Linked DNA regions of Homo sapiens: region 1 is linked to region 2. A link is a loop called in an ENCODE intact Hi-C map of the cell type or tissue named here. Cell type or tissue: IMR-90. All regions are shown on one strand. Links, peaks and the distances in the headings refer to the core of each region. The heading gives the core; the rest is flanking DNA.

Evidence for each region. Peaks named below come from ENCODE experiments on the same cell type or tissue, not always from the same donor. Only the 100,000 strongest peaks of a DNase experiment are listed, where the experiment ranks them.
Region 1: it touches region 2 in a loop (4-fold over the local background); 2 of 110 quality-filtered maps call a loop at or near these places.

The regions. Positions count from the first base shown.
Region 1 is chr11:110,992,951-111,009,588 of GRCh38, reverse strand. It overlaps LOC105369489 (a long non-coding RNA gene), which reads left to right. Exons shown (of 3, transcript XR_948009.2): 3 at 8,572-8,761. Among named protein-coding and RNA genes, the nearest start is that of LINC02550, 96 kb to the left of the region's middle. In IMR-90, for the core only: no CTCF peak of the experiment used is centred there; DNase peaks (open chromatin) are centred at 4,448 and 7,138; H3K27ac peaks cover 825 bases.
Region 2 is chr11:110,705,025-110,721,662 of GRCh38, reverse strand. ARHGAP20 (Rho GTPase activating protein 20) reads left to right here and starts at 9,226. Exons shown (of 15, transcript NM_001384657.1): 1 at 9,226-9,536. The coding sequence starts at 9,432. RefSeq lists silencers at 9,115-9,274, 9,295-9,354 and enhancers at 8,878-9,379, 10,362-11,007. In IMR-90, for the core only: a CTCF peak has its summit at 8,292; DNase peaks (open chromatin) are centred at 5,102, 5,942 and 9,242; H3K4me3 peaks cover 3,031 bases; H3K27ac peaks cover 2,937 bases.

The DNA.
Region 1 (16,638 bases), core at 3,841-11,840, 290 kb before region 2:
GTACTAAGCTGAGGCTTTCAAATATGTCTTCCACACAGACCTACCTCTGGGGCTTTTGAACATCTAACTCCCTGTTGGAAATCTCCACTTCAGCTTCTGAACAGCATCTCAAACTGAATGTGACCAATGTGGAATCCATAATTTCTCCCACCCCAAGCCGATCCCTCCTCCTGGTTGCCATAAGTCTGTCCAGTTGACCAGGCCACGCGCCTGCCTCCCTGAATTTGGTCAGCTGGCTGCCAAGCCCCGTCTCCACCTGCAGTGTCCAGTTTCATGTTCTCTCCCATCTCCTCCTCTTGTGTCTCACTCTGACTGGGCACTATTCCGACAGTCTTCTCACTGGTATCCCTGCTTCCAGCCTGGCCCTCTCAAATGTCCTCAACACCATAGGCAGATCTGTTTCTATTAGTTCTTTTTACTTCAAACGTTGATGGTTCTGCTTTGCCTTAGAGCACAATCCTCTCTCCACACTCACTTTCAGTGGCCCCTCTTCCTGTACCTCAGTTGAGCTCCTGCCGCATGAACACTCAGGCCTTGGCCCCAGCCTCAGGATCCCGTGTTGGCAAATTCCTGTTCATCTTTCAAGACCTGAGTCCCCTTCTGGGAATCTTCTCTAATTTTTCCCACCCCACCTTAACCAAGGCGGGTTAGTTACCCTTGGACCCGTTCCCAAGCCAGGGTCTCTTCCCTCTCTTGTGAGTCTTTCTGGCCCTCTGAAGTCATACAGTCCCAGACTTTTTGTTGTTGTTGAGTTGTCTAAACCAATCAGCTCATTCTGTAAATATTGAGAGTAAAACCAGACATGAAGTGACTTGTATGAGGTCACACAGCTAGAAGCGGCAGAGCTGGGACTTGAACCAGGCAGGTCTCCTGGCTCCTGACAAGTGGAATGGCTGGGAACTGTGATTCTATAATAACTCTAGAGACCAGCAATAGGACATTGTCCAGTCCGATCACACTGGCAGTTTCCCTTAGACACATCATGGGAGAAATCAGAAAGGCAGAAATCAGTCCGGAGTGCTCCTTCCCATGTATCTAAAACCCGAAGAGTTTCACCCTGAAGACTGGGTTAAATTCTTCTATGTGCTCTGTTACAACTAAATTTTTCTTCTGTAACAATTCCCATATTTGCATAATTATTTGCTTACTATCTGTTTTCTCTAGTAAATGAAAAACTACATGAGGATGGGAGGCCACGTTAATCTCATTGCTGGCTAGATACTTGTATAGTGCCAAACATGGTTCACACATCAATGTTTGGCAAATGAATGATGGATGGACATTCTTTAAAAATATCAAGTCACTCCCCTCTTGCTGTATGCCTATTAACTTGTGTGTATCTTCAGTCTCGGTCCATTTGCATATGATCATTAGGGGCCAGGAGAAAGAACAAAAGGTCCTATACTGACTAGAGAGAGAACTTTTCTCTATGGATTTAACTTTTACTACACAAGTAATGCACACTTGTAGAAAAATTTTAAAATATAAATAAGTAAAAAGAAGAAAATGAAAATCACTTGTAATCCCACAACTATTACTATTTGGTTACAAAGTCTCTCAAACTTTTTTCTTAAAAACTTATAAAAATGTAAATCATTCTCTACATAATGTTTTGCAACTTGATTTTTTCACTTAACAATGTATTGTGAACATATTTCAACATCATGTAATATAATCTCCAGCATATTTTTAATGACTTCATTGAATATCATTAAACTGAATAAATGATGTATTTAACCAATTCCTTATTGGTAAACATTTATATTTTTCTAGTTTTTTTTTTAAACCATAGTATGGGCCATGTTGTAGCAAACTGTCTTGTAACTAAACCTCTGTGCTTATCTATAATTATTTCCTTAGAATAAATTCCTAGAAATTGAATGACTAGATCAAAGAACATGCGTGTTTCAAACTTTTTAAAAACATGTTGTCAAATTGGCCCCAAAAGTTTTAGGAATGCATATTCCCTCCAGCAGGGTATGATGGGAGTCTTGGAGAGAAATGTTTAATCTAGAGTCCTTCCCCTGGCTCACCTACTTGCCAATGAGTTTGGCTGGACCATTCCGTCCTTTTACTGTCTTCAACCAAATAGGTGCAGTGCTCAGTTATCAGCCATCTATCCTTGCATGCCTCTCTCTTTCTCTCTTCCCCAACAGATTTCAATTATTTTCAAATGGTTGCATATATATTGGAGGTCCTACTTAATGAACAAACTCAGTGTGCTGATGTCTCTTCAACCCAGATGTCTCGCCCTTCCCCTCACTGGAAGGAAGCCCCACAATTTCATCAGCAAACAACATACATTCACATCTTCCAACATATCAAAGTTTAATATCCAATTTAGGAAAATGAAAGTTGCCATCTTTAGAGGAATGGGAGGAAATCTTTTCATAAGAGCAAGGGGTGGTTACTGGTGTGGGCAACACCTTTCACTGAAGGTTCAGCATTGAAAGAAGCTGCAGAGTCTTTGCAGGTAAATATTTCCTCTCAAAATGTAGCAAACGTCTTTTGCTTAATATATAATTTAGCACTTACTCTGAAATTCTTTGCCTATAGTACATCAGTCACCACAACAAATATCAAAAGTAGATATTATTATGTCATTTTACATATGAAGAAAATGAGGTTTAGAGTGATTCATTCATCATTCAAGAATATCTACCGAGTGCATAGCATTACATTTAGAAACATGGAAGTTATTGGTGGTCTTAATAAGAATGCTTTCACTGGAGCAAAACCCTGATTTGAATGTGTTCAAGAAAGAGTTGGGAGAATCTAGAGACAGTAACTATTGTATAGATTGCTCTTTCAAAGAGTTTTGCTATAAAGGGAAAGGGAGAAATGGGGGCTATAGCTACAGAGGAAAGTGGAGTCAAAAGAAAGATTTTTAGTAAAACGGAATAACAGCATGCTAGTATGGGAACAGTTTGAATACAGAAAAAAAAAATCCTATGATGCACGAGAGAAAGAAGTGGCAAGGTTTGCTCAGCTGAGAGCAGAGTGTGTTCATCCACATTAACAGAAATGAGATATAGGGAGATGGGTAGAGGCGGAAGTGGGAGTTTGTGGAAATTCTCTCTTCATTTTTCTCGGGAAAGCAGGAAGCAAAGCCAGTAATTGAGAGGGAGAGTGGGGGTAGGGGGTTTAAGAGAACAGAGGACGTATGAGATCCTCAGCTAGGAAAATGAGACAGTGAACTGGCTAGGGAGGCAGAGTGGTTGCCAGGCAGCAGAAGGCACAGCTGAAGATGGTAGTCATAAACTTAATGAGACTAGTCAGTAAGATTATGTGTTTTTCTCCAAACATGTCCAACGCTACAGGCTCAGGTGAGGAAGAGGCAAAGAGGTGGATGTAACTAGGTTTCTCATTTAGCCAAGCAAATATGCCAAAGGAGAGGGACAAGGAAATTAAAAATACACTCAAGAATTACTGAATGGCCGTGGCGTTTTTAAATGAATAATGAATAAAAGGAGGCCATGCAAGAGGTAAGGGATGGTGAAACACTTGTATAGATCAATAAAACAAGATCTTGGTAGGAGTCAAAGTGTTGTTGAACTACTGGTGGTGGCAGGGAATTGGCAGGTAGAAGACGGTAGTGAGAGAATGGGATAGTTGAAATTGGGAAATGGAAGTCAATTACGTTTCTCAAGGTCATACAATGTTATGTTGCAGAGCTGGGAGTCAAACTAAGATCTCTCTAATCAAAGAGCCCACCCCAATATTTAAGCAGTGCACTCAGGACAGAGTGAGAGAGGCCTTAGTTCACAGAGGCACAGTTGGCTTTTGTGGTATCATTCATGCAAATGAGACCTCATGGCTTTCTGTGGCAAATATTTATAGCACCGCATGAGAATGGTAATGTAAAATTTCTTCTCCCTTTCTCCTCCCCCTCCTACTTCTTACAGAAATAGTAACTGGTTCAGATGGGCTGGGCTGGTTCCATGGAGAGCATATGTTTGCTGATGAGGAGAAACAGACAAAGCCAGCTAATGGGAAAACGTGGGGTCCCTTATGAGTTCGGGGTTTAAATATCAGTTTCTGGTGTTTGTGCCTGTGTGGTTTTCTCCATGAAAGTGATCATTATCTTTCTAGCTTGAGATCTCCCCTGGGGGTGCTTGGTGAGGGCACCCACCCTCTTTAGATATTAACCATTCTCTAACAGCAAAACCACGGACAGGTCTTGTGGTGTTATATGTGGGGCAGAGTTAAATACAAAACAGACACTGAGGCACATTGAAATCGTGAAGCCGACGACAGCCCAGGAATGCAGAGATTGAGGCCCAGTCTCCTATGCGACTGCTGACTGTAAGAATGTTAACTCTAAATTTCCTGAATGTTGTCAGATCACAGCAGGGAGTCATGCATCCTCCCTGTAACATTCTCTCTCTCTGTTCTCTTTCACACACACACACACACACACACACACACACACACACACACACACACACATCATAAAGCCTTGAGGAATGTGTTCAGGATTTATGCAAGCTGTGTGCCTGGAGACCACATACTCTGTGAGAAAAATAAAATCTCTAGTCCTGAGAGATGATAATGATCATTTAGATTAGAACCATAAAAAGGAAAGCCATAGGATTTACTCTTACTGTGAATCTTGGATATTTCTGAATTGCCACCTTTCAAATGATGACATAATTTTGTCAGTGCTACTTCTTTCCCCCTGGTTTTCTTGAGTGACTTAAGCAAAGGGCCAACTGTGTGTTTCCAGCATAGAGCCTGGCACATGGAAACTGCTTAAACAAATGCTATTGGATAAACCTAATGGTGGCTTAAGGTCATTACTCAGGGGTGGTTGGTGATCTTAGACTCCCCTACAAGTTCCATCAATCTCCTCTTCAAGTCACTCCAACTGAGTTTTTTTAAAATATGAGTTTGCAATGTAACCATAGCTTCCAAGAGAATTTTCTGGAAAGAAAAAAAAAAACCACCTCCATGTTGCCCCAACCAGATTGTCATCCCGAAGACCCCCATATACAGAATGCTGGAGCTGTCCCCATCTCTCTTATGACCATTCCTTCCTCCCTAGTAGGTAATGATGGCTTGCCTGAGATAATCCACACTGGTGTACAGGAGTGATGGGTCTTACACCTAATAGCTCTATGACATCTTGGAGGCAAGTTTCTGAACCTTAATGGAACCTAGGTTTCCTTATCTGCAGAAAGGAATAAGAATATCAACATCCTATAGTGGTTTTCAAGAATTATTATAACGGATGCATAGTACTCAATGAGAGGTTATAAGCAATATCCCTCATATGAAATATAGGTCCAATGGTAATTCTGGATGAATGTTGCCTCTTTCAAGGAAAATATTTTCATTGTATCAGGGACCTAGTGATTGTAACAGACTCATAGTGATTTCCAGGAGGGAAATCTCTGCTTTAATTGAGGGTGCTAACAACATAGTGATAGTGGGAGTGAAAGTTTTAATGATGGTTTTTAAGTGAAGCTCTTCTTTCACACTATATTGGGACTGATTGTTTCTGGTGGGGTTTCAGTGAGTGGAACTTTCTGTGAGCCTCAGAGTCATAACCAGTGGGGTCTGCACAAAGAGGGGCTTGCCCTTCATTGAGGCTACTGGCTCTGTGCCTTCCTGAGCAATACATGATACCCCCATTGGGAAGGCAGTCCTGTTATGTCCAGGGCACTTCTTGCCAACAGGAGGCCCCTCCACCCTGGGATAAGCAGAGAGAAGAACCTATGCTTTCTTTAGGCATGCACAGCATCCTTATTCCAGAGGTTGTTGCTCAGTGACATACCAGACCAGAACTCCCTGAATCAGGCACCAGGCTGTGAGCAGACTTGTAGTTTGAAAAAGTTATGCAGGTGATTCTGGCATGTTTTCTCACTATAGTTCCCCTGCCCACAGCTTTACTGACACTCACATCTTCCATGCCACTTGAGAATCAATGTTCTGTAGTTGACCCGTGAACTACATGGACTGAACACACAGGTCCAATACATGGATTTTCCTCCATCTCTGCCACCCTTGAGACAGCAAGGGTGTCTCAAGACACCTTGAGACAGTAGGTACATATGATATGCTACCTACTAAATATGGGTTAACCTACTGTTTATGTTGTCAACAAGGCTCTTGGTCAAAAGAAGGCTAGCAGTATTTAAGTAGTAGTTAAATTAGTAGTAGTTAAGTCAAAAGTTATATGTGGATTTTCAGCTGTCTGGTGGGCCAGTGCCCATAACCCGTATGTTGTTCAAGGGTCAACTGTTTTATTTGGCTCAATTCTGAATGGGCACACTCTTCTTGAACAATTGTACAAAATAATAATCAACAATGTCATCAATGTGGATTGACTTTGTACAGTTTCTCTTGAGTACCTGAATCTGAATATAATTGCTATGTATTTAATAATTTTCTGTGCTATTACAGTTTAACCCTAATAAAATCACATTAAGAAGGTTTCCCCAAAGAGAAAATCAACTTGACAAAAAATTCCATAAGCCAAGGGTCAATATCGAATATTATGGCTACCCAGGGCTTGAAGTGGCATTATGTCTAGCCCAGCTTGTTGCCATTTAGAGTCTTTCCCTGATCAGGAAAACATACTGGACCTAAAAAAAAAAAAAAAAAAAAATCCCTTCTTAGACACCTAATGTTCAAGGAATTAGTAGTTTCCCACCCCATTTAACTTGTTTCTACATATCATGATCTAGAATGTTCTTTTATGAACCCCCGATTCCACCTCTAATGATAAACTGAGGCAAAAAGGGAGGAGAGAAAGGGAGGAAGAGAAATGTGGAGCAAATATACAATTCTTAAGCACTTATGATGTGCCAAACAGCAAAGAATGAGTAATGGGACTCATCAAGAACCTACTGTCTACATGCAGATTGTAAGTGCTGGCAATATTGCCCTTATTCTTTACGAGATTATAGTCAGTTTTCATCGGGTAACTGAGTGCCGCCAGTTGTCATAGCAGCAGGATTGGATCAATTAGTAATTGAAAATCAATGTAAATAGTTACATAACATAATTTTCTGCTATTCTAGTGAAAAACAATTACTATAAACATATCGCTATGCTTGGACATTAGGAGGGATTCTCACCAAAGGAAACATTGGCATGACTGAAGCATTCACATGCACTGGGCTCATGTTTGAGTCACATCCAATCCTCATATGACTCACCATTGTTAGCAATCAGAAAATGAAGGCAGCCTACTCACATCTGGATTCTGATCATTGGCTCACTATGGAAAGTGCTGAAATGTCCTTGCTTTGGAATAAAGAAATACAAGCCAAGAATAAGGGGACGAAGGCCCATTGTCAACTTCAAAAGACACTCTTAGTATCCTTACGATTCTTTTGCTTTGGACAGTTTGGATGATACATCCTTTTACTCAGGAACTAGAAGTGAGCAGCAGGAAGTGAAGGCCTATTTGGGGGACTTTAGGACTTGCTCCAGAGGATGAGCAGTTATCATGAGGGAGAGAAAGTTTGTGTTGCTGGTCAGCAAATACCAAGTGCTTCCTTTCTATTCTCTGGGACAAAATCATCATTGCACCCTTCCTTGGAAGCATGTTGTGGCTGGTACTGCTGGTACCCTTCACATATCCCCCTGGGTCTTACATTTCAGTGCTTATAGCACTAATTTACAATTTGGGGCACGTTTGCCTGAGAGCTTTCTCTGACTTCTAGAGACAATCTGTGCACAGCCATGGAAGACTAGAAATGCTGATTTGCTACTTCGGAGAGCCATCAACCAATACCTGATGGAAATGGCAAATGAATTTTCCTACTTTCTTGCCCCTTGCTGGGGTGACTCTGAGGCTCCTACTTTACAGTATCTCCTACAATCCTCTAGGAGGATGAAGCTTCAGGTGACTACGGCAGTTACTTGCTTCACATTACATTCTTTATGGTTGCCTTCTCTTCTCCAGCTCTACTGGGTTTCCCTGCCAGTGTTTCCTGGGTTCACTTCCCAAATAAACTACTTGCACTTGAATCCTTCTTTCAAGGTCTACTTTTGAAGAAACCTAGACTAAGACTTATCATACTTTTTCTTTTCTCATCATGCATTTTCTTACTTGGTCTAACCAGAAGCTTAGATAATTAAGATCTCTTGATCTTTGATCTCTTGATCTTGATAAACCAGTGTTGAAAATCTAAACACTCACAGAGATGCAGCAAGTTACCTAAATGGGAGAAGTGAGCTGGATAGATATTATGCTAACCAGATGGTACATACTCTGTCTCAAAGAGCCAGCTGCAACTCAGCCCCAGCCAATTGTTGCCACATGGAAAAGTGGGCCCAATGTGGTCACATCGAGTTTCTCATGAGAAGACCGAAATCTAGATTTTTGTGTAGCATCTCTTAATATGTAAATATTGGCCACAAATTCAGATGCTTTTATAACACTGAGCTGGCCAAATAAAACACATCTGTGAGCCATATTTGGCCCAGGGGCCACCAGTTTGCAATCACTATTACAGAAATGCAACCCTTAGCAGGAAATTCACAGATAACATTTAAAGCAACAAGGGTTGCAGCACTTAAAATGGATTTTCACAGCCATTATCACATCTCTTTTAACAGAGCCCATCCTCAGCCCACCCACAAATGGCTGTATCCAGCACTGCATATCTGCTCAAAAAACAAAAGCGACCCAAGTGGAGAGAGAAAGCTAATCATGGGCTTGGCATCTGATTGTGGTCTGGCTTAATACATTATTCTTAGAGCCAACTGGAAAGGAAACCACCACCCAAATCCGTCACGACGTGTGCTATCACAGTGAGTTTAAATTGGGTGGAAATGTTGTGAGTTTAATAAAATAGAACTGCTGAGATGTACATATATATCCGGGTTTAGCGGATAGCTTTTCCAAGGGCATTGTGATGTCAAATATGTTTGGCAGGTTCAATTCTCTTAGCACCCACATTTGCACTGTTTGTAAGATGGGGGTGATTGGAAGCACATGTGCTAATAGTAACTATGCATAATGTGTGAAATTAAGGAAGTGTGGAAGTTTCACTCATGGTCCTAAGCTAACCCTTTGCAGTTGTGTGGGGGGAGAGGAGCAGAGAGTTACATCGTTTTTCTTCTTCTTTTAGGAAACAACTTGAAGCTTTTAGCCTACCTTTCATTTTGCCTGTGGAAACCAAAATGCACAAATAATAATTAAGACCCTGGAATCCCATCTCTGCCAGTAGGAAAGATCAGTATCAAGTGGCGCTTTTAGGTCGGGTGCAGTGGCTCACACCTGTAATCCCATCACTTTAGGAGGCCAAGATGGGCAGATCACTTGGTGCCAGGAGTTTGAGACCAGCCTGGCCAACACGGTGAAAGCCTGTCCCTACTAAAACTACAAAAATTAGCTGGGTGTGGTGGTGCATGCCTGTACTCCTAACTACTCAGGAGGCTGAGGTGGGAGAATCGCTTGAACTCAGGGGGCGGAGGTTGCAGTGAGCCGAGATCGCAACACTGCACTGCAGCCTGGATGACAGAGTGAGACTCTGTCTCAAAAAAAAAAAAAAAAAAAAAAAAAAAAAAAAAAAAAAAAAAAGTGGTGCTTTTAGTTCTATGTGTCTACCAGCCACACCCATATGTAGGAAGGAATAAGTTCTAGAGACCTAATGTACAGCATGGGGAGCATAGTAATAAATATGTCATATACTTGAAATTTGTGGAGAGAATAGATTTAAATGTTTTCACATGCACAAATGGTAACCAGGTGAGGTGATGAATATATAAAATTTCAATTTGTCAATTATATTTTAATAAAGCTGTTGGAAAAAACAAAATGGAACTCAATGATATGCTATTGATTTAAAAAATAACTATTTTGAGAGAAAAGGGCTATTATCAAAATAACTGAGCAGTACTCTTCAAAAGTGTCAAGGTCATAAAAAACAAGGAAAGACTTAGAAACTGTCATGGATTGGAGAACACTAAGGAGGCATGACAAGTAAATGCAGTATGGGATCCTGAATTGGATCATGGAATTGTAAATGGACCTTAGTAGAAAAATATGGTGAAATCTTAATAAAGTCTATAGTTTAGACATTAGTATTGTACTGGGGTTACTTAGTTCTGATAATTGTCCTATGGTTACATAGGACATTACCATAAGAAGAAGCTGAGTGAAAGATATATTGGAACTATCTGTACCATTTTTATACTTCTTCTGTAAATCCAAAACTATCTCAAAATTCAAAAGTTTTTTTTTGTAAAGATTGTTATAAACAACATGGTGGTGCTTGGAAGGGCTAAACAAGGTAATCATCACTTCTTACAAAATTTTGCCTTAGTAAGCTTTTGAAGAAAGAGGATCTCAGTATGCTACATGTAATAAGTAGAATTGTATTTTAGCTCTATTTTATAGGTATATAAACTGAGATTCAGAGACCTCTACTTGTCAAAGTTTACCCAGCTAGTGAGTTCATGGATAGCAAGGTAGGTGACTAGTAATTCTCACTGGGAACATTTTCTTGGCCCTAAATGCCTTATGATAGTGATTCTTACACACAGGGATAAATAAAAATGTAAAGGAGACAGATATAAAAGACAAAATATGCACAGTATAAGTAAATGTAAGAATTTTTTGAATGATCAGATGCTATCTCAAATTAGTGATAAAAGCACATGAACATCTTTTCATGTACTTATTTGCCATTTGTGTATATTCTTCATTGAAATGTCTTTTACATATCATCCAACTGAATTATTTTTTTCACTGTTTAGTTTTAAGAATTCTTTATATATTCCAGATACTAGTCTTTTGTTAGATAGGTGGTTTGCAAATATTTTCTCCCATTCTATTCAAGAGTATTAGAAGAGCTAAGTCTACATTTGAAAAAAAAAAATCAAACAGAATCCTACCTCCCATCATATCTACCATCCCCAGTGTATGAAGAGATTGAGTTAAAAGTGAAAAACAAAACCATAAAAGTGATAGAAGAAAATAGAAGGTGGCTTTTACTATATAATCTCAGTGTGTGCTATATATTTTTCTAAGAACTCTAAAGGCAGAAATCATAAAAGACTGCATGGATTTACCTAAGGTAAAAGCAAATGCATTTTTATCTCCCAGGAAAACTCCTCCCTGCCAGCATACATAAACCATCAAGCTATCTGTTCCTTTATAGTCACATTCACTTCCCTCCTGCTGCCTCCGTCCTCTCCTTAACCCCTGGTAATCACTAATTTGTTCACCACTACTGTAATTTTGTCATTTCAAGAATGGTATATACATAGGATCATACTATATATAGTCTTTGAAATTGGCTTTTTTCACTCAACGTAATTCTCTAGAGATTCATCCAGGTCATTGTGTTGTATCAATAATTCATTTTTGTTGCGGAATAGTGTTCCATGGCATGGACGTACCACAATTTGTTCAACTGTTCACTCATTGAAGGACATCTGGGTTGTTTCCAGTTTTGGGGTGTTACAAATAAACCTGCTTCAAACATTTATTCACAAGGTTTTGTGCACATAAATCTTTATATCTCTGGGATAAATTCCCAGGAGTGCAAATTACTGGGTTGTGTAGTAGTTGCATGTTTAGTTTTTAAAGAAATCATGAGACTGTTTTCCAGAATGTCTATACCATTTAAATTCCCAGTAGCAACCTATGAGTAATCTAGTTTATTTGTATTTCCTCCAGATTTGGTGTTGTGTGTGTATATATATATATATATATATATATATATATATATATATATATACACACACACACACACACACACACAGAAGAATGGCTGAAATATATATATATATATATATATATATATATATATATATATATATATATGGCTGAAGAATGGCCATATATGTATATATATATTTCAGCCATTCTTCTGGTGTGCAGAGATTGTGTGGTTGTGTGCAGTGATTGTGGTTTTAATTTGCATTTTCCTGATGGCTAATGACGTTGAAAATCTTTTCACGTGCTTATTTGCCATTTTCATTGGCAAATATTCTTCACTGAAATATCGTTTGCCCATTATCCAACTGGATTTTTTCATTGTTTAGTTTTGAGAATTATTTATATATCCTAGATACAAGTCCTTTGTTAGATATGCGGTTTGCAAATGTTTTCTCCCATTCTATATTGTCTTTACATACTCTTAACAGGTTCTTTTGCGGAGCAAATATTTTACTTTTGATGAACTCTAACTTATGTATTTTTCCTTTATGGGTCATGCTTTTGGAGTCAAATCTAGGAAATCTTTGCCTAGCCTTAAACCTTCAAGATTTTATCCTGCCTTTTCTAAAAGCTTTATAGTTTTACATTTTGAATTTAAGTTTGGGATCCATTTTGAGTAATGTTTTTTGTAAAGTGTGAGACTCAGTAGAGGTTTCACAATTGCTTTTTTTTTCCTTCACCACTTGAAAAATATGGTGCCATTTACTTCTGGTCTCCATGGTTTCTAATGAGAAATCCACTGACATTTGAATTATTTTTCCTGTGTAGGTAAGGTTTTTGTTTTTTCATTGGCTGTTTTTGAGACTTCTTTTTTAGTTTTCAAAAGTTTAATTATGATGTGTCTAGGCATTGATTTATTTAGGTTTACCCTGTTTGGAGTTTGCTCAGCTTCTCAAATCTGTACATTTATGTGTCTTGCCAAATTTGAGAAATTTCTGCAGTTATTTCTTGGAGTCCTTTTTAGACACACTCTCTTTCTCCTCCCTCTCTGGAACTCCACTGACATGAGTGTCAGAGCTTTTGTTATAGTCCCATGGGTCTCTGAGGCTTCATTCACTTTTTTCAGACTGTTTTCTTCCTATTGTTCAGATTAGATAATTTTTATTGTTCTATCATACAGTTCATGAATTCTTTCCTATGTCTCATTTATTATAGTGTTGAGCCCATCCACTGAGCTTTTTGCTTCCATTGCAGTTTGTTTCAATTTTAAAATTTTCACCTGGGTCCTCTTTACATATTCTATTTCTTTGATAAGACTTTCTATGTACTTGCTGAGGCTTTCTACTTTTTTTCTTCCTCTATTCCAAGCGCGTTTATAATTGCTTTTAGAACCATTTTATAATATCTTCTTTAATATCTTTGTAAGGTAATTCTGACATCCCTGCCAATCTGTTGGCATTTATTGATTCATTTTCCTCATTAGTTTGAGATATTCTTGATTCTTGGCATGATGAATGATTTTTTTGTTGAAACCTAGACATTTTCATATTATGACATGAGACTCTGGATGTTATTTAAACATGTTTTAGCTGATATTTTCTGGTACTGCTCTAGCAGAGGAGGGGAGATATCATTTCATTACTGCTGGTGGGGGTTGGGAGTTCCAGCTCCCAGGTGGTCTTCACCACCACTGCAATTTGAGTGGCCTCCTTGTTGAGTAATGGTGAAAGTCTTGGTTCTTTTCCCGGCCTTTTCTGATTATCATCCTGGAAAGGGTAATGGTGTGGCTCATTACAGCCTTGCAAGGGTGGAAGTCTAGGCTCCCCACTCAATCTTTAAAAGTCTTATTATGTTTGTTTTATGCATAATGCCCAGGGGTTTTAGTTGTACTTAGTAGGAGGAATATTTAATGTACTTCATATTCTCAGATGTGAACCTTCCAATATTATTTTTATTTATATCTATTTTTAGAGGGTGACCTTGGAAGGCTGGAAATTTTTTAGAAACTTGAGTTGCATTATTTCATTTATTCTCACAGCAATCCTACAATAGAGGTAATGTCTTTTGAGTTAGACATGAGTACTCTTTGAGATTAAGCAAATTGCCTAAGATCAAGCAACTAAATGATAGACCAGAATTCTAACCCAGGTCTCTTTAAGAGAGGAGCCCAAAAAATGTCTGCAATCTCTGGGCCCTGACCTGGCCCTGGCACTTTCATTATCTTCACTAAACTTTATGAAAATTACAAATATGTGTGGGGTGTGTGTGTGTGTGTGTGTGTGTGTGTGTGTGTGTAAAGCAAAGGTGGGGATGAAATTCCCATCAGCTGGTAAGGTGAGGGGCAGTACTAGCATGTGAGAGAACAAAGTGCCTGGAAGGTAAGGGTACCAGGAGAACCTGAGTCCCTCAAGAATTCACAAAGACTCTGGATTTCCACAGGCTTGGAAATTGGAAGCAGGGTAGGTGTGCCGCCTGTTAAAGGCATTTTTTGTTTGTTTGTTTTTTTACCTAGATCTTAAGGACAATCCATTTTACTTGGGTGAACTCTGATTCTCTGAGGTATGAGAATGAGACTGGAGGGCTATATGTGTTAATTAGGGGAACTGAACAATCTGATGATCATTTCACTCTGAAGGACAGAGCAACTTGGCCTAGGTCACACCTAGTAATGTTAAAAGCCAAGAAAATAACTCATGCCCTCTGTCTCCTTATTCAACGATATTTCCAGTATAAAAGGATAGACTCAGGACTTCTTTTGTTGCTCAAGGGTAAAGATACTGGAACTATTATTTGACCTGAATGAAGAGAAGAAAATGTACTCTGCCTACTAGTCATTTACTCATCTCTTTTTAACTTGGAATAACATGATTACATCTGATGACCTAAGCTTCTCTAGAATAGATACATTCTGTATGTTCAGGATGAAATTTGGGTTAGGACAGATTCATTTAGATTTCCCATTCATCATTTCATTTGTATATGATTTCTCCAAGAGTCTTTTCAACGTTTCAAGAGCACAACTTTGGAGTCTGCCCAATCCTAACCCACTAGGAGCAAGTTACCTTTCTGCAATACTTTAGATAATATGGTTCATCGACTTTTCCAGTGCAATGGTGAGACCATGAACCAGAGTCCCATGACTTCAATGGTGAGTTCCAAAGGCAAAGGCTAAAAAAAATTTGCTCGAAAAAGCCATTATCTGGGGATCGTTGCTCTTTTTGAACAGAGAGTGACCTTTGATTTCATGCTGTGCTCAGTCCTTTTACAAGATCATTGGATTTATCAGTGGCTTGAAGAAGTCCAGTGTTACTTCATAAAACACATGTTGCAAATAACAAATTCATAAGGAGGCAAGAAGAGATTTTATTAATTGGATCGGTAAATCAAACATTGTAATAAAGTTGTTTTCAATATTTTGATTGGAAAGAAGCATCAGAGCTGACAGACCCAGCCTTCTGGAATCTATTTAAAAGTTTTAATGATCTTGTTTCAGGATTAAGTTTGCCTCCTGGTTCCCAGCTTTTGTCCCTTTCTAAAGTGACCAAATTTGAAGAGAAATATCAGATGGCATAGGCCCTGCAGCTGTACTCTGTAAGTCACAGCTGAAAGTATCACTCTTGTCCTTATCCTGTCCTAAAAGGACAGGACATGTTCTCTTAGGACAAAACTCAAAGAAAAGGGACAAAAAGACCTGTGCTAGGCCCAGTGTAGGAGGAAGAAATTTCTCTTGATCTATATTCTTTTAGAATATCTTTTCAATTTTGACTTCCTTCCTTAGTTTCGGCCTGTCATCTCTGCTGAACACTGTCAGCTATGTGCTAGAGACATGTTCTTCACTGCCATGTACTTGAAGTAAAAAGAAAATGCCAGTTTGGCTTAAAAGGACCTTGATGAAGCAGTAAAAATTATTCATTTTATTAAATCTCAACTCTCGATTATGTATCTTTTTACTATTCTGCATGGTGAAATGGGATGTATACATAAAGTATTGTATGCACACTGGCATATACTAGATCTTGCAAGGTAAATCACTGTGTGATTGGTTCTTTCATAGTGAGCTGAACTGGCTTCTGTTCATGAAACATAAGTTTTATTGGGAAAAATTACTGATAGACAAACCATGATTTTTCAGACTTGGGTGTTTGGTGTTTGCTGTTTGCTCAAAATGAACCACGTGAGCCAGTCATTTCAGGGAAAACAATTGATAACCATTGCCAATGGCAAAATATTGAGCTTTCAAGAAAAAAATTAGAAACTTGTATTTTCCGCTTTGAGCTTGAGAGCTTCCCAATATTTAGAGACTTTTCTGAGGAGGTTGTTGGTAATACTGAAAAATGGTGCTTTATATATTGAATAATACAATGTATTATTTTAAGGGTCTGTATAACTCAATGAACCAATATTTTCCAAGAGATCAATGCATAATGTAAAAACATCATTCATGGTAAAAGATCCATCACAAATGCAAGATTGGCCAATGGATTTAAATATAACAGTGCAAAGTTTCATTAATATATTTCAGATTCTACATGGCAACTAACCTCTAAAAGCTGTCCTTGTTGAGTCCTTCTTTTTCTAATGACTTATTTGTATAAAGTCAATTTTCTTCGTATACATTAACCAAAACAACAGATCACAACCAATTCGATGCAAAACCAGAAATACAAATCCACCTGTCTTCTATAAAACCAGACATTAAAGAGATTTGCACACACACACATACACACACACACATGCTAATCTTCTCACTGTTTGGTTTGTTTTCAAAAATGTAGTTATTGTTCATAAAATATGTATGTTAACATATGTTTATTGCTCTCCTTAAAATAAATATTTTAAAATATTGTTTCAGTTTCTAATACGATGAACTATAGCTAGATAGAACCCACATAAGTACAGCTCTTTGAGGTCCTCAATAATTTTTTAAAATATAAAGGGATCGTGAGACCAAAAGTTTGAGACCCACTGCTCTAGATCATCTCTTTGCAGTTTTTTTCTTACTTAGTTTTAGAGAA
Region 2 (16,638 bases), core at 3,747-11,746:
TACCTTTTTGGTAACAACATACTAATACAGTTAGGACTATATTAGTACATTAATTACATAGAAGAAAAAATTAAGAAGGAATTTAGGAGTGTTTCTTTGCAGAATATATAAATGATTTTAATATACACATTTTATAATATACATTATAATTGTCACATGGGCAGTATTTGCAAAATCTGTTTGACTCTGGAACCCTATTTTGTAAAGCATCGTAAGGGATTCCTGTTCCCTATAGCACACTTGGCGAAATATGCTTTAAAGTAAAAAATCTTTCAGAATGCCTGTATCTAATTTCTTATCTCTCTTTTATTTGATGTAAGCATTTTAAAATAGTGCTTTTTAAAATTATCAATATCATTTTTTGTTATTTTCTATTGAAAATATGCAACAGTTTATTTTTACTTGTAACTTAAGTAGGATTTAAGGAAAAGGATTGAAGTCTTATATTTTTGAGAGTCAGAACTGGATTGGAATGCTGCTCTACCACTTATTAAGCTGAACAATCTTGCACAACTCACTAAATTTACTCATGGGACCAAGCTCCCTAACTCTACCATATCAGCACAGACAATAATCAACCTTGCAGCAAATATGGCAGTGAATTAGGAGTATGGTTACAAGGGCTATTTCCACAAATCTCTGGAGAGGATTACAACATAAACATAGACAGAACTAACAAACATCCAGGCAATCGAAATGCCTAGGAAAAACCAAAAGGAAAAAGAAAAGAAACCCAAAGTGATTTGTGTGAGAGAGAGAAGTGTCACATTAAAGAATGGGCAAGAGCATGAGGCATGCAGTAGACAATAAATGATGAATAGTTAATTAATTTGGTCTGGTTCACAGAGCAATCTGAACTTTGATGGAAAACAGACATTCCTCCTCCTTGTTGCTGTTTCTTGTTAAAATATCAAGTTACTTTGTAAAATACATTTTTAAAATGATGAGGCTAAGCCTCTGACCAGCAAGCAAGCTGTTCGTGGACTAAGGAGGAGGGTTTGGGGTCGTATTTAGTTTTATGTCACATGAAAATGAGTGCAACACAATTTATGATGCTCTCCAGTTATAAGGAACAAAAAGAAGACTGTACCATCAAGTCTTAGTAGTTAAGAACATGGGCTTTGGTGTCCTGGGTCTGAATCTGGCTCTTTTGCTCAGTAGCTATATGATCTTTGACAAGTGGCTTAATATCTCTAAGTACATGGCTCTTCATTTGTATACTGGGCTTAAAAATACAAGCCATTAGAGTTGTTTTTGAAGATGATGGTAGTGTATAAAGTACTTAGAACAGTGTTTAACTGCCAAATTTATATCTCCCTATCCTTCAAAGTTAAATACCAATGAATGGCAGCTATTATTAATACTGTAACACTGTTGATATTGTAAGCATATACGTTTTGAACCCAATCAGATCTGAATTCAAATCTTGGCTCTGCCACTTATTGATTGCGTGACTTCAGAAAGTCACTTAGCTTCTCTGAACCTCATCTTCATATTTCAAATGAGTATAATAATACCTACCTTTTTGGTAACAATGAAGTATGTAAGGTATACCTAACACATGGCAGGCACTCATCAAATGCCAGTCTGCTGTCTACCACTTTCCCTGGAAAATAATGTCCAGATTTTCACCATGGAATCCAAGGTCCTTCACAGTGTGACCCCAAGCTCTTTTTCCAGCCCTCACTCCAAACACCCTCTCTCTTATACTCCCTTTTCTCCTTTCTTCCTCCTCTCTGTTCCCTAACTCCAGCCTATAAACTTCCTCTCTTATAAATGGGATTATGTGTTTTGAGGAAATAGCCCCTTTTGATATTCCAATAAAAGAAAGAGAAAGAGAGCTCCACATTTGGTCCTGAGAATTACTTAAGGTCAAAAGCTCTCTTATATCAAGGCTCATAGTCATACCCGAGAGCTGAGCCATTGGTGCCCTCAAATGACAAAAAGTCACGAGGCTTTCTGTGTGTCACTTAGACTGGTTAGAGAAGCATCTAGGCTCTACACAGCTGTCTTCGTACTCTGCAGAATTGAGGGTCGAGGAAGAAGCTTGAGTGCAGGTCAGAGATAGGCAAGAATTCATGTCTGAGATGCAGGCAGGAAGATGTGATAGGACCTTTGTGAGTGTGGATTGAGTACTGAGAGTAATGGAGAGCCACTGAAGGTTTCCAGGAGCACACAGACGTGCTCAGACTGGTGTTTGAGGAAGATGGAATATGTGTTATTGCTTAGAGGAAGGCAAGGGTATAAGCAAGGAGACTTTTTGTTATTATTGTCATTTAACCATTTTTAAATGTACAGTTTATTGGCATTAATTATTCACAATGTTGTGCAGCCATCACCACCATCCATTTCCAAAACTCTTTTCTCACCCCAAACAGAATCTCTGTAATCATTAAGCAATAACTTACCCCTCTCTCCCCCAGCTCCTAGTAAACTCTTACCTACTTCCTATCTCTATAAATTTGCCTATTCTCTAGAATATGAAATATCTATATTTCATATGAATGGAATCACACAATATTTGTCCTTTGTATCTGGCTTATTTTACTTAGCATGTTTTCAAGGGTCATTGATATTGTAGCATGTATCAAAGCTCCATTCCTATTTAAAGCTGAATATATTCCATCGTATGTATATACCACGTTTCATTTATCCATTCATCTGGTGATGAACAGTTGAGTTGTCTCCACATTTCGGCTATTGTGAATAATGATGCAATGAATGCTGGCATACAAGTATCTGTTTGAGACTTTGTTTTTTACTCTTTGAGGTATATACCTAGCACTTGAGTGGAACTTCTGGGTTATAAGGTAATTCTGTGTTTATCTTTTTATGAATCACCAAAGTGCACCATTTTTTATTCCCCCAAGGAATACACAAAGGGGGAAGAAAACTCTTTAGGAAAAAAAATCGAGTACAGAAATTTTCTGTGGGTATGGCTGCAAATAAAAATGAAGGGAAAGATCTCAGGTTTACAAAATAAGAGTAAAGAGAACTTGGTGGTCAATTGTGTGGTCAAATGAGAGTGACTGGGCTGCAGTGGGGTGAGAGGCTGTTGAATAGGTTTGAAGATAAAGCAAAATCTGTCATTTTCACAAGGTTTTAAGCTTCAGCTACTGAGGAAGATGATGGTGGAAGTTACAGAGAACTGGTAAGGGTCAGGGAAGGAGATAAGGAGTTAATATTAATTCAGCCTTAGACCTATTGGAGTTTGACGTGTTTACGAGGCATACGTATTAGTCTGTTTTCACACTGCTAATAAAGACATATTCAAGACTGGATAATTTATAAAGAAAAACAGGTTTGATGGAATCACAGTTCCACATGGTTGAGGAGGCCTCACAATCATGGTAGAAGGCAAAGGAGCAACAAAGGCATGTCTTACATGGTGGCAGGCAAGAGAGCGTGTGTAGGGAAACTGCCCTTTAGGAAACCATCGGATCTCATGAGACTTATTCACTATCATGAGAACAGCATGGGAAAAACCTGCCCCTATGATTAAACTACTTCCCACTGGGTCCTTCCCACAACAGGTGGGGATTATGGGAGCTACAATTCAAGATGAGATTTGGGTGGGGACACACCCAAATCATATCAGCATATAAGTGAGTCAGTTTGGGTGATCAGTAGGGAGGTTTGGGAGGTAGTCAGGGAAGTAATTAAAAAGGACTCAGTTGGTATTACATGCAAGGAATGAGGGCAAAATCACAGAGGCTTCCAAGGGCACCAGGAAGAGTGAGGGTGAATCCCTGAGTGTTTCAGGGCTGGAAGAAAAAAGAAATAAGACCACAAAATTATTTGAGAAGGAAACCAGAAGAAAGACATGTTAGTGATTTTTAAGGAGTGAGGAAGAACCCAGGCCATGGTCTTCCCCATCAACTGCTCTCTCACCACCATTCTCAACTCTCTTGCATTATTCTTCTTCATCACACTCAGCTGGCATACCTTCTCCTTGAATGAATCCTTGAAGAGAAACCATAGGCTGTGTAGGCAGTCCATTATAAATTCATGGCTTCATACTTCAGCTGAGCCCTCAATACAAACTTATCCTTGCTTATTCTCATTCTTCAGTGTCTGTTTAGAACATTCAACTCTCCTCCAACCCTTAAATTCGCCCTGCTGCCCAATACCAGCAGAATTCACTGATTCACAAACGGAACACACATGTTTTGAGTTCCTAGCCTCAAACTGTATTCAGTGCCTATTTTACAGAGAAAATAGAACACATCAGAAGAGCTTTCTATCTTAGCACTCATTCTTTCCTGCTTTCCTATTATGATAATGAAAGCACTGCTCTTGCTCTGATCTAGGCTAACTCCTCTATCTTTGCCCTAGAGGTCCCATTCCCATCCCATTGGTCCCAGTGTCTTCAGCTTCTGGGTCACCCCTAATGTCTTCCCATCACTATTTAAATATACTCATGTCTACAGTTACACCCATATGGCTTCCCTCCAAACTCCTATCCTCTTCAGCTCTCTCTCCTCCCTGTCCCAATCATACTTCCCAAGAGAGTTGTGCACATTCACTGTCTTCACTTCTTCCTCTCTTCTAAATCCCTGGTCCATTCATTTCACTCAAGCCTTTCCAGATAAACTCATCAATGACCTGCTGGTTGATAAATTCAGTAGATATTTTTCAGTCATCTTTCTTGACGTTACTGATCACTTTCTTCTTCTAGAAACACACTTCCTTCTGGCTTTGTTTTCCAAGTGAAGACTAACATCTTGCCTCACTCTTAACAGATCTGCCCTCTAATTTAGTAATAAAATAGATCCCATCTTCCTCTGATAGCTCCTGCCCTTTCTCATATTCATTCTGGGCCAAGCTTCTTGAAAGAGTAGTCTCAACTTTCTCTCTTCTCGTTATACTTTAGTCTTTACCAGCTTACTCTCTTGCAGCGGAAGATATTGTCGACCGTTTCTGTTCCTGAAAAACTCTATTACTTTGGCTTACTTTTTTTAAAAAAGCACCCACTTTGTGTTTCTCATTCCCTGGCCTCTTCTCTATGTCTCTTGCCACTTTTTCACCTTCCATTGCCTTATTTGTTTGTAGTTTCCCAGAACTAGGGACAGTGATGACTATGAGAGTGCATTTTCCTTAGGGTTGTTTTGAGCATTTAATGAAATAACACAGCTATGAGTCAGTTTTAGCTGACTGGCTCCTTGGAGAAGTTGAGTTTAAATGTTGTTAATTTCTTGATTTTTTTTTTCAAGAGAACCCAGAATTCTATTTGAAATATTTTGATTTTTAAGGTTAGTAATAAGTTTGAAAAGAAAGTGCATATGTTGAAAAACAAGCCAGAATTCGCCCAGATGGCCATCAGTTTGCAATCACTCATGTAGGGTATTTAGATAGCAGTGAATGATTCTTGTGTGCATCTTGGGGTTTGCAAGGACTATTTCTGGGGATTCATCTTGACTGTACCCCAAGCACCTGGCACGGTATCCTGCACATAAATATCATTGAATGAATGAGTTTCATGAACATCTTTTTTATTTTTTAATTAACAAACAGGGTCTCACTATGTCACTCAGGCTCAAGTGCAGTGGCACAATCATAGTTCACTGTAACCTTAAACTCCTTGGCTCAAGCGATCCTCCTGCCTCAGCCTCCTGAGTAGCTGGGACTACAGGCATGTGCCACCACACCCCACTATTTTTTTTTTCCTTTTTGTAGAGACAGGGTCTTGAACTTCTGGCCTCACACAATTCTCCCTCCTCAACCTCCTAAAGTGCTGAGATTATAGGCATGAGTCACTGTACCTGGCCCAAACATTTCCTTTTATAGTTAAATTTCTTCACTGTTATTTAATCTAATGGTTGGCAAAACCTTTTGGTTTCATTCTTAGTTTCTGCTAAAGGTCTGCTATTGGCATTTCCCAGCTGTTAAGTGTTGCTATTCCTAGTAGTTTGCTTTAAGATTTGTTTCGAAATATTCTGGATACTTTCTGCTTTTGTCAGACATAGGTCATCACACTCCCTTAACTGTCTTATCATTTTTGTTTTCTGGCACCACCCTTTTCTACAACATAACATTCCTAGTGCATGGAAAATAGTTTCACAGTCTAATGAATAGTCCAGAATTGTTTCTTTCCCATCAGAGTATCTTCCTTAAACTGTACAGCATAATAATGGAGATGAAGATGGTTGTTTCTAATATTGCATCCATTCTTTCAAAGGTAAGACATTGAAAAAAAATTCATTGAGAGCATACTTGTGTGCCTGGCATAAAGAAGAAAAGACAAAATACGATCTTCTATTTCAAGGCAAGTAAAACAGATGGTAATGGTATAATGTAATATGTGTTATAAAGACAAAGAAATACACACAGGAGAGGCAGTTGGCCACGTGGCTAAGAACACAGGTTCTGAAGCAGACTTCCCATGTTCTAAGCTCAGCAAGACTACTTACTAGCTGTTTGAGCATATTACTTAATATCCTTGTGGCTTGGTTTTCTCATCTATAAAATGGGGTAGTAAAAGAAGCTACCTCATAGATTATAAAGATATAACTAAATTAATGTGTGTAAAATGCTTAGAACAGTGTCTGGCATTAAGTAAGCACTCAATAAATGTTACCTGTTACCCACAGGTACTCACTGGCATTAAGTAAGCAATCAATAAATGTTACCTACAGTGGATGCCCCATGTGTATGGTTGGTGTGTGGAGGTAGCTAGATAAGGAGAAATAAAGTCAGGAAGATTTTTCTAAGGTAATTATTGATTCAAATCTGGGAGATTTATTTCCTCAACAAATATTTACTGGGCATTTACTATGCACCAAGTATTAGATATTTAAGTGTAAAGTAATAGGGGTTGGAAATATAGAAGGAAAACTTCCCACGCAATGCAAACAGCAGGTTCAAAGTCACAAAGATGTGAGAAGGCAAGGCGAGTTCTTGGAAGGTGACTTCTTGGCGAATTCAATGTGACAGGGAATAGGGTGAGAGTTGAAGAGGAGCAATAAATGACAAGAGAAATAAGTGGAGGCAAGGATGTCTGTTTATAGGCAGTCTTGCATATCATACTATGGCATTTGAAATTTATTCTGTAAACACAAGGAGCCAAAGAAGGGTTTAATCAGGGGAGTGATGTGATCAAATTTGTGTTCTTAAAACACGATTCTGGTGATAGCATTAATCTGAGCAAAGTCAGTTTTCTTTAGGTATGGGACAGTTTTCTATGCAAACCAAAACTAATGGGTTTTGAAGTAAAAGCACTTAAAAATTAAGAAGTAAGAGTGAGTTTTCCAAATCTGCAGTAAAATACTACTTTGATTTGGAACATGTAGTATTGATCACAGATCAAACCTGTGCAAAAAAGAAGATCACAAACAGAAACATGGGACACTCTGAGTGAAACAACCAACTCTACCAGTCTGGCCCTTCTAAGATCTATCTCATAACCCTTGTATGCCTCATTAATTCCCTTAGCAAACGAACATTTATTGCACCAGACACTGCTTCAAGCACTTGGTATACGACAAAGAACAACAATAACAACAACAACAACAAAAGCCCACAAAAGATTCCTGCCCTCTGGAAGCTTGCATTTCTCTGAGATATAGATAATAAACACTAAACATACTAAGTAAATTACATGATATATTAGAAGGAGATAAGTGTTATCGAAATAAAACAGAGTAAGGAAAATTGGGAGCGTGCATTTATGATAGGAACCAAAAGAGGCTAACGAGTTGTAAGTGGATGATTTCAGCAAGGAATGAAAGGAACTGCAAAGCCCTCTGCGTGTAGAATTCATGACAAACTCTATGGTGGGGGCAAAGTCCTGTCGCTGCACATGGGTCTCAGCTGCAAAAAGAGAGTAGCCATGAAAAACTGTGTGTGTATATGCACACATACATAAACACAATAATAGATGATTTACAAATCATACATGTGATTTATACGTGTGTGTGATTTATACGTGTGTGTGATTTATAAAGCCTATGTAAGCCTACTTTAAACAGTGTGAGGTGGACAAGGCTTAAAACGGGCTGGAACATTTTCCCCCTATTATTTCCACAATAAACCATTCCTGGGCATGGTGGTGATGTGTGCGCGCGCGAGTGTGTGTTGGACAGCATCCCTTCCTTGGAACAGAGCCGGCCAGAGCCCTATTCTTCTACAACCTGTCCTAATAACAGCCTAACCTGGCAGGAACCTCGATTTTTTTCTTCTTACCACAAAAGCAAACCAAACCCCTTCCACAACCTAATATCATAGCGTGGTGTCCTTCCTCACTAATCCGCCACTGCTTCTCTAGTCCTGACTCCAAGGGAAGAATGCCATCTACCGAATCATCCGTACCAGTCAACCAGCCCCGCAAAGTGCAGCAACACTCAGCTCAACGCGGGTCAGCTCCAAATCCTCTCCCTCTGATTATTCTTTGGCCTTTAAAATATTTTTGCCTCTATTTGGGCTGACAGGAAGTTATGCTCTCGGCGCAGATATCTGATAAACACTTCCACATATTGTAGCCTTCTCAATAGCTTAGCCAAATTTCGGCGTCCTCGCTCTGTCTGCATTTTCCTTCATTGCTCTTTCACGTTTGGAATGCCCCCGTCTCTGCAGCCTGCAGACAGCGGAAACCGCGGGTGCAAATGTGCAGGGGCCGCTGACATGACCGGCTGCAGAAGCCCACTCAGGGTTACCCGAACAGGCTAGCGTTCGGGATTGCACAAGAGGTCAGGCGATGCTGTGGGCTTCCAAATTTGTACAGCTGCGACACTCTGCGACGTGCCACCCTATCCCCAGTGGGGTGGGGTGGGGGATTCCCTCCGCAGTCCGCTGAAAGCGAGGCAGGAATCACTGCAACTCCTCTGCTCAGGCTGAGGTCGCCACCGCTCCGCGGATGCACGCGCTGCAGGGGCGCCTTCCGCCGCGGGCACGGCGCGGGAAGGGATGGGGTCTGGTGGGAGTGGGCAGGTGGCGGGAGAGGCGCGTGTCCGTGCACTAGAGGCCCCCGTGCGTGACACAGGCCGATGAGCTCCTGCGGGCTGCACCCACGCGGAGTCACAGACCGAAAAGGTCAGCCGGTGGCCGGTGTGCTAACATATATAGAGAGACGCCCGCCAGGCGCGCCGCAGGCTGGGACGAGGCTAGGAGGGCCCAGGCTGGAGGAGGGCTGAGGAGGGCTGCGGGGGCGGGCCCCGGCGCAGGGCGCCCGGAGCGGAGGGGGCGGGCCCGAGGCGGGGCGGGCCGCGGCGCTGACGGGCTGTCGCCGCTGCACTCGCCTCCAGCCCGCGGTGTCGAGCGCAGGCGGAGGTACATGGCCCCGACGGGAGGCGCGCGGCGAGCACCCGGAGCTCGGCTCCCTGCCTGAGCACGGCAGCCGCGCCTCCGCCCGCGCGTCCTCGCCCCTCCGGCCGGCAGCCCGCGGACATGATCGTGTAGCCTCCTCCTGGGCTGGGATTTGTTTGAAGATTTTCTTCATGGAAGCGATGTCCCCCCAGCAGGAGACTCTAGGGGGACAGCCGGGGCGCTCCTCTTCCCTGACAGGAGTGTCTCGGCTCGCGGGAGGCAGCTGCACCAAGAAGGTGAGGACGCTGAGCGGGGGCCCGTGCCCTCCGCCGCCGCAGCCCCCACTGCCGGCGCGCGCCCTCCGCGCCCGCCACAGCAGCGCGCTAGGCGGACGCCGCGGGAATTTGACGCTCGAGGCTCGCGGCCCCTAATGAGAGTCCCAGAACACTTCCCGCCCTTGACGGCCAGCGGCAGCGCCGCCGCCTCCCGCAGAGCGCCCGCTTCTCCGTTTCTAGAGCCTTAGTCTCTCCTCGAGCGACCTCGCAGCCTCCCTCCCGTCTCCATCCGCCGCCGGTTCTGCAGCCCGGCTCCTCCCTCAGTCTAGGCGCGCGGGCTGTAGTGGGCGATCGCCTTTCCCCGACCCCTCGCCGTGCCCCTGGGCCTCCCGAAGTGGCCTGGGCGAGCACTGACTGCCCTTTGGCGGTGTCAGCCCCAAAGTCAGGGCCGGCGATGTCTGCCCGGGAGCGGCAGCCGGCGCTGAAGAAGGTAGGCAGCGGGGCTGCGGCGCTGGTGGGCTCGGCCCCCTCACCTGCCCGCCGAGGCGCGGCTGCTCCATAGCAGTTTTCGGGGGGCAGATATGGGGAGTACTGCCCCCCACACCAGGGTCCTGGATGATTCCGGGTCTCCCAGGTGGGGGTCACAGTTTGAGGGGCGACTGTGGATGATAACGCTCGACACTACGGGGACATGTAGGTTCGGCTGGGCCTAGAACCGAGCAGGGTGGGGGCGGGTGGGCTGTGGTTGGGGGTCCTGAGGGCTGAGGTGGGGGACCTTCTCCCTGCACTGGTCCCTGGCCCCTGGGACTCTGGCCGGGCTGGATAGGGATCCGGGTGTCGGTGTGGGCGTGGGGGCAGCGCGTGTTCCCTGTCAAAGCTGGGAGAGGGATGCAGGTGACAACTTGTAGCGTTCCATTCCGATAAACACGGCCGCTGTGCTGCGGGAGGATTCCGATCCGGGTCAGGTTTCGCTGGAACGGTTCCCTGAGCAAGTGCACGTGGGCCGCGGGCTGCCGGCCTCTGCCGTTTCGCTCCCTGAGGAATTGATTTGGGTGTTTCTAGCCCTGTCTGCCTGTCCCCCGCCTCCCCACCCCCGCTTCCAGCATAAGACTTTCCGATATTTTGCCTTTTTTTTTTTTTTTGCCTTGTCTTAGTGGTGCCCTTCCAGCTTTTCTGGAAACAAGTTGCGATTAGAGGCATCTTCTAGCTTTTCCTTAAGAAATATCTTAAGGGATTGCATTTGTTTCATTAGAGACTTAAAGGGGTTACGCAGGTTCCCTGCTTGTCTTGATTTTACTGCCTTTCATAAATCTTCCCACCAGGATCTTAGGTTGGCTAGAGGTCAGTTGAAGAGAGGTGATCGGTGTGCCGAGTATAGAAATGTGTGGGAGTTCCCAAGGACCTTGACCGTGTCACGGAGCCATCTAGGGGTGTCCGTGAACTTGATGATGTATGGGCTGTAGTGCCAGCTCAGCCTTTGATGTATTGAGGCTGCGGTTTGTCCTTGTCGCTTTTCCCCTTCGGAGATGGAGGGAGTGTGTGTGTGTGTAGTCAAGTCTTCCCAAATAAAACGTGAATTTATCAGGCTAGCCCTACATTTACTGACATAAATTTTAAAACTTAAAGCATTTTATTTTTGTAAACGTAAGGAATTGGAAGAAAATCAAAGATTTATTTTTCTGAACAGTTTTTTCTTTTTTTCTTTTTTTTTTACTAAGGGTATAACACTGCCAAAGGGAGGAAGCATTAAAGAGGAGCTTTATTATCATTTATCAAGTAATACTTGTCCAATAAATGAAGGGTTGCTTCGCTCTTTTCCCACATTCTTTTTACTTATCATAGCCACCGTCCTTAAGATGCTGTCGTTTGTTATGAAACTTAACAGGTTCACACATTAACAAACCAGTACCTACCTTTCCAACATCGTTGGGAAGATTAAATGTGAAATTCAGTGAATAATGACATATAATAGACATTTAATAAATGTTAGCACTTACTGTTTGCAACATCCCTATATCTGTAATTCATACCTTTGTGTCCCAGTTGTTCAAGCCAAAAATCTAGGATTCGTTTTCAACTCATTTCCTCTCTCTGCACCAACCAATCCATCAGGGAAGCTATTGTCAATCCGAACGTGTCTTGAATTTCTCCACTTCATCTCCACTGTTGCCAGTGTAGTCCAAGCCAAGCCGCCATCTCTCACTTGTACCTTTGCAGAAATGTCTTAACTTGCCTAACACCTTTCTTGCCCTTCTTTGATCCAGTCACCACTTTGCACCAGAATAATCTTTTAAAATGTAAATTAATCATGTTGCTTACCTGCTTAAAATCCTGCAGTGGCTTTTCATCCATTTATAATAAAATTCAGACCCCTTTTTCTTGGCCCTGTCTACTTCTGCCACCTCATCTATGCATCCCCCCCTTGTTTGTGTATTCTCCAACCACATGGGCCTTCTTCCTCTTCATATTTCAAGTCATCAAATTCATTCTTATTTTGAGGCCTTGATGGTGTTTCTCTGTGCTTCAGCCCCAGGTCTTTGCAGTCCTGACTTTCATATTATTGTCAGATCGTAGGTTCTAGCAGAGGCCTGCCATTGACTACCTAAGTGGAAGTGCTCCTCAGTCATTCTCTATACCTTCTGCTTTATTGTCATCTTAGCATTCATCCTGGCCTGATATTTTCTTATTTACTTGCTTGTTATCTGTTACCCACATCTGTCACCAGATTGAAAACTATGATAATAGGGACCTTATCTGTATTGCTTAGGGCTGCCTCTCCAGCACCTAGAATAGTGTCTGCTATATATTAGATTTTCCGTAAATATTAGTTGGGTTATGTACAGCAGTGAACAGGACAGATATGGCCCCGTCCTCAGAATTTATGGCTCAGAGCAGGGTCAGCAAACCTTTATTTAAAGGACCAGATACTAAATATTTAAGGTTTGTAGGCCCTTTGTTACAGGCTACTCAGTTCTGCCATTATAGTGCTAAAGCAGCCATAGACAATGAAGAAATGAATGGGCATAGCTGTGTTGTAATAAAACTTCGTTTAGAGAAACAAGTGGTGAGTCTCTGTGGTGTAGTTTCCTCTCTCCTAATTAGGGGAGAGTAGTGCCACTGAGTGGTACATTGTGTAATGATGGAACGCCTTTATCTACAGTGTCCATTCAGTAGCCACTAGCTACATGTAGCTATTGAGCTCTTGAAATGTGGCTGGCATGACTGAGAAACTAAACATTTTTTAACAGCTTCATTGAAGTATAATTGATATAGAATAAACTGCACATATTTAAAGTATATAAATTTAATAGTTTTGACATATATATACGCTTGTGAAAACATCTCCACAGTTTAGCTAAGGAATATATTCGTCATCCCCCAAAGTTTCCTCATGTCCCTTTCTAATTCCTTAATTCCCTCCCCATTCCCAGGCAACCACTAATCTGTTTTCTCTCACTGTAGGTTAATTCACACTTCCAAAGATTTTTTGTAAATGTAATCATACTTTATATTCTTTTTTTGTCTGGCTTGTTTCATTCAATACAATTACTTTGAGGTTTATCCATGGTTTTGCGTGTATCGATAGTTCATTTCATTGCTGAGCAGCATTCCATCATGTGACTAGACTACAATTTATTTATCCATTCATCTGTTGATGGGCATTTGGATTATCTCCAGTTTTAGGCTATCACAAAACTGCTGTGAACATTCATGTATAAGTCTTTGCATGGACTTCATTTTGGGGGAGTAAATACTTAGGTGTGGAATAGCTGGGTCATATTTTAGGTATATATTGAACTTTTTAAGAATCTGTCCATTGTTTTTTCCGAAGTGGTTTTATATTCCCCCTGGCAGTGCATATGAGTCCACCTACTCCAAATTTTCACCAGTACTTATTATTATCTGCCTTTTTGATTACAGTCATCTTAATGGATGTAAAGTGGTATCTAATGGTTTTGATTTGCATTTCCTCAATGATTAGTGATGTTGAGCATCTTTTCACGTGCTTATTTTTCATCCATATGTTATCTTTGGTGAAGTGTCTAAATATTTTGCCCAATTTTAATTGTGTTTTCTCCCAGTCTGTGACTTGTCTTTTTACTTTCTTAAGAGTATCTTTCAAAAGAACGGAAGTTCTTATTTTTGGTGAAATACAATTTGTCATTTTTTTTTTCTGTAAGCTTCTTAATTATAATCAACTTGAATTTAAATCTAAAGAGCCACATGTGTCTAGTGGCTACTGTATTGGACAGCATGGGTCAGAGGAAGAGACAAAAAAAAAAACAAAAAAATGAATAAATGGTGATAACTGTTATTAAAGGAACAAACATAACCCCGAATTAGACAAATGTGGTTGTTGAGTTAGATCATTCTGCATTAGGGTGTTCAGGGAAGGCCTTTTTTAAGTGTCCCTTAACTCTCTTATGGCTTAAAAAGACCATGCTATAAAAAGAAGTGGGAGCATTAAGTTCAAAGGTCCTGAGGTAGGTATGTTTGAGGAGCTAGCATGTAGATGCTGTAAATGAAGTCAGTCTCTTTATTTTATAGCCACATTTATTATTTTAATCTCAAGCAGAATTGCCTAGCTAGATCACTCACTTTTACTCACTAGTCAGAGGATTTCATTGTTTCCAAAAATCAAATCCACTCTCAGAAGACAAAGATTTTTCCATCACTGAGGCACTTCCAAAGAATATACAATAAATTTGTACAGTAATTCCTAAAAATTGAATTCTAAAATGTAATAGCATATAGATAAAGCATAGATAATACTTTAAGTTATTCTGGAATAATACATCCTTGAGGATATCCACATTTTCACGGAATAGTTTTAATGAAGTGGAAGCACATATTAGAATCATTTTAGTTAGGAATGATTTGTATCAGACTCAAATATTCTGACCTTTTGGTTTCATATGCTAATTGAAAAATCTTTAAATAGGATGAGTGTTGGAATGGGGGAAAAGAGACTTATAGGCCCAGAAAGCCAGGCAAGGGAAAATAATTTTAAAATAGCTCTAACATTTTTAAATGTAGCAGCTGCTGTTGTAAACTTCATTCTGCCTTTCCTTTCTAATTCTCTGGGTCCAAATCTGTTTATAACACCTCATGGTAGAACACCCCCAAGGGCTAACTTGGACCATGTGTGTGTCTTATACTGGGGCTTGAATTAAACATCTTAGTGAGTAAGCTTTAGTTTTACTCTTCAATACTGAGAAAAATATTATGCCCATAGTTAAACTAGTATCCTACTCAATTCTTATCTGGTGTTACTCACAAAATGAATTGCATGAAATCAGATACGTGAGATTGTGTTGGCAGGGAGGGTCCTAGAATTATAAAAATAAAATTAGATTAATCAGGAATGGCCTCTGTTATCCCTCATGTGACCTCTGAACTTCTGATTGGGCTTTGTTTCTTTGTATGCAAAATGGGGTAATGACCCCTATCCTGCACCTCTCACAAGGTTGGTTTTTATGGGTCATGAAAGGTAAATGGAAACACTTTGCAAAAGTGCAGGAGTTATTAGTATATCTTGCCATGTGAGAGTAGGTGTAAAGCAACAAAAGGAGTTTGAGTTTAAAAAATGTAACATCAGAACATGTACATGCATGTGAATGCATACCATCCTTTAAAGCAGTCATCATTGGAAGCCATAAATATCAAATATCATGAGGAGGAACTTGAATAAAAATACAAGGGTTGGCTATAACTTATAGAAGAATAAAGAAAATTTAAAAACCTCTTTAAGTGAATGCTGAACTATATTCAAAACACATCAATTATATGAGGTAGGTGTTAATTTTTTCCTAAAGAAGGAACCGAACCATATCAAGGCTTCAGTGTAGTAAGTGGCAAAACTGGAATTTGAATCCAGTTCTTCCAACTCCATTTCTCTTTTCAACGAGACTATCACTGCATTTGTTATTGTTTGTAACATAAGATACAGGGGAGAGTAGGTTTAAATTATATATAACCAGCTGAGAAAAGTACAGTTGAGGGCCTTTTCTCAATTGAAAAAAAGAGTATACATTCTTTGGAGAGTGGCATTTCTACCCTCTCTGTCTACCATTGAATGTTATGTTCACTGCTACCATTAGGTAAATATTAGGTAAACATTGACTTATAGTGACAATCAATGACACAATCACTGGTCTAATTACTTTGGTGATTTTTATGCCTTGGTGTCTGACATTTTCAGATGTTTTGTATAAGGCAGATGTACTTCAAGAGCCCTTAGCCAGGCCTAATCTCTATGCTGATACCTCAGCCTTGCTTGCTATTGGAAAGCTTGGCGTATTCTCCAGACAAACTCAGAAGAGTATATTTCAGAGTTATGTGTGGGTGCACTGAATCCTAAGCCTCAGATGATTCCACTGGAAAATCATGTGGAAACCCAGTTGAAACTCTCTCAACTCAGTTAACTTTTATATCACTGCTCCACTGAGTCTGGAGGAAAAAACTTTGTGTCCATAGTTATGCTCACTTAAAATGTGATTACATAGTGCATTTTACCATGGCAGAAGAAAAATTAATTTTTGTGACTCTAAAGTTCATAGACTACAATAAATTATAGTTTTATAAAATAAAAGTTAAGGATAATCTTCTTATACATGTGTAAAAAGTAATTATTAATTTTGAAGATTAAGTCCCCTAAGTTAAAATAGGCAGTTGGAATTCATAGACTGAAAGTTCACAAGTCATAGATACCTAAATAGTTAGTGCAGTTGTTGCTTTTAGTTCTAAGGTGAAGATTGTCATGAAGCAATTTATCACCCTCTATGCCTTCAGCATTCTCCCAGGTTATGATTTGGCGAAAGGGCGGCAGGACAAAAGGTGGAACATGTTCAGTGGATGGGGGAGAGCTGAGAAAACTGATGGTACCTACAGAAATGAAATCCTCTCCAATCAATAACTTAGAAGACTGAATTCTTTCACAGTTCTTACCTTTCCATCCAGGACTTGGTGGCTATTCTTTTCAAAGTAAAGGCATGTTATGCTTTATGGGACTACATACAACTTAACAAAAATATGTAATTGTAAAACTTGCCTTCCTAGAAGGTGTCTGTAGCTGAAAATATACTAGATTTCAACTTAAATTGCCACTAAAATACATTATAAA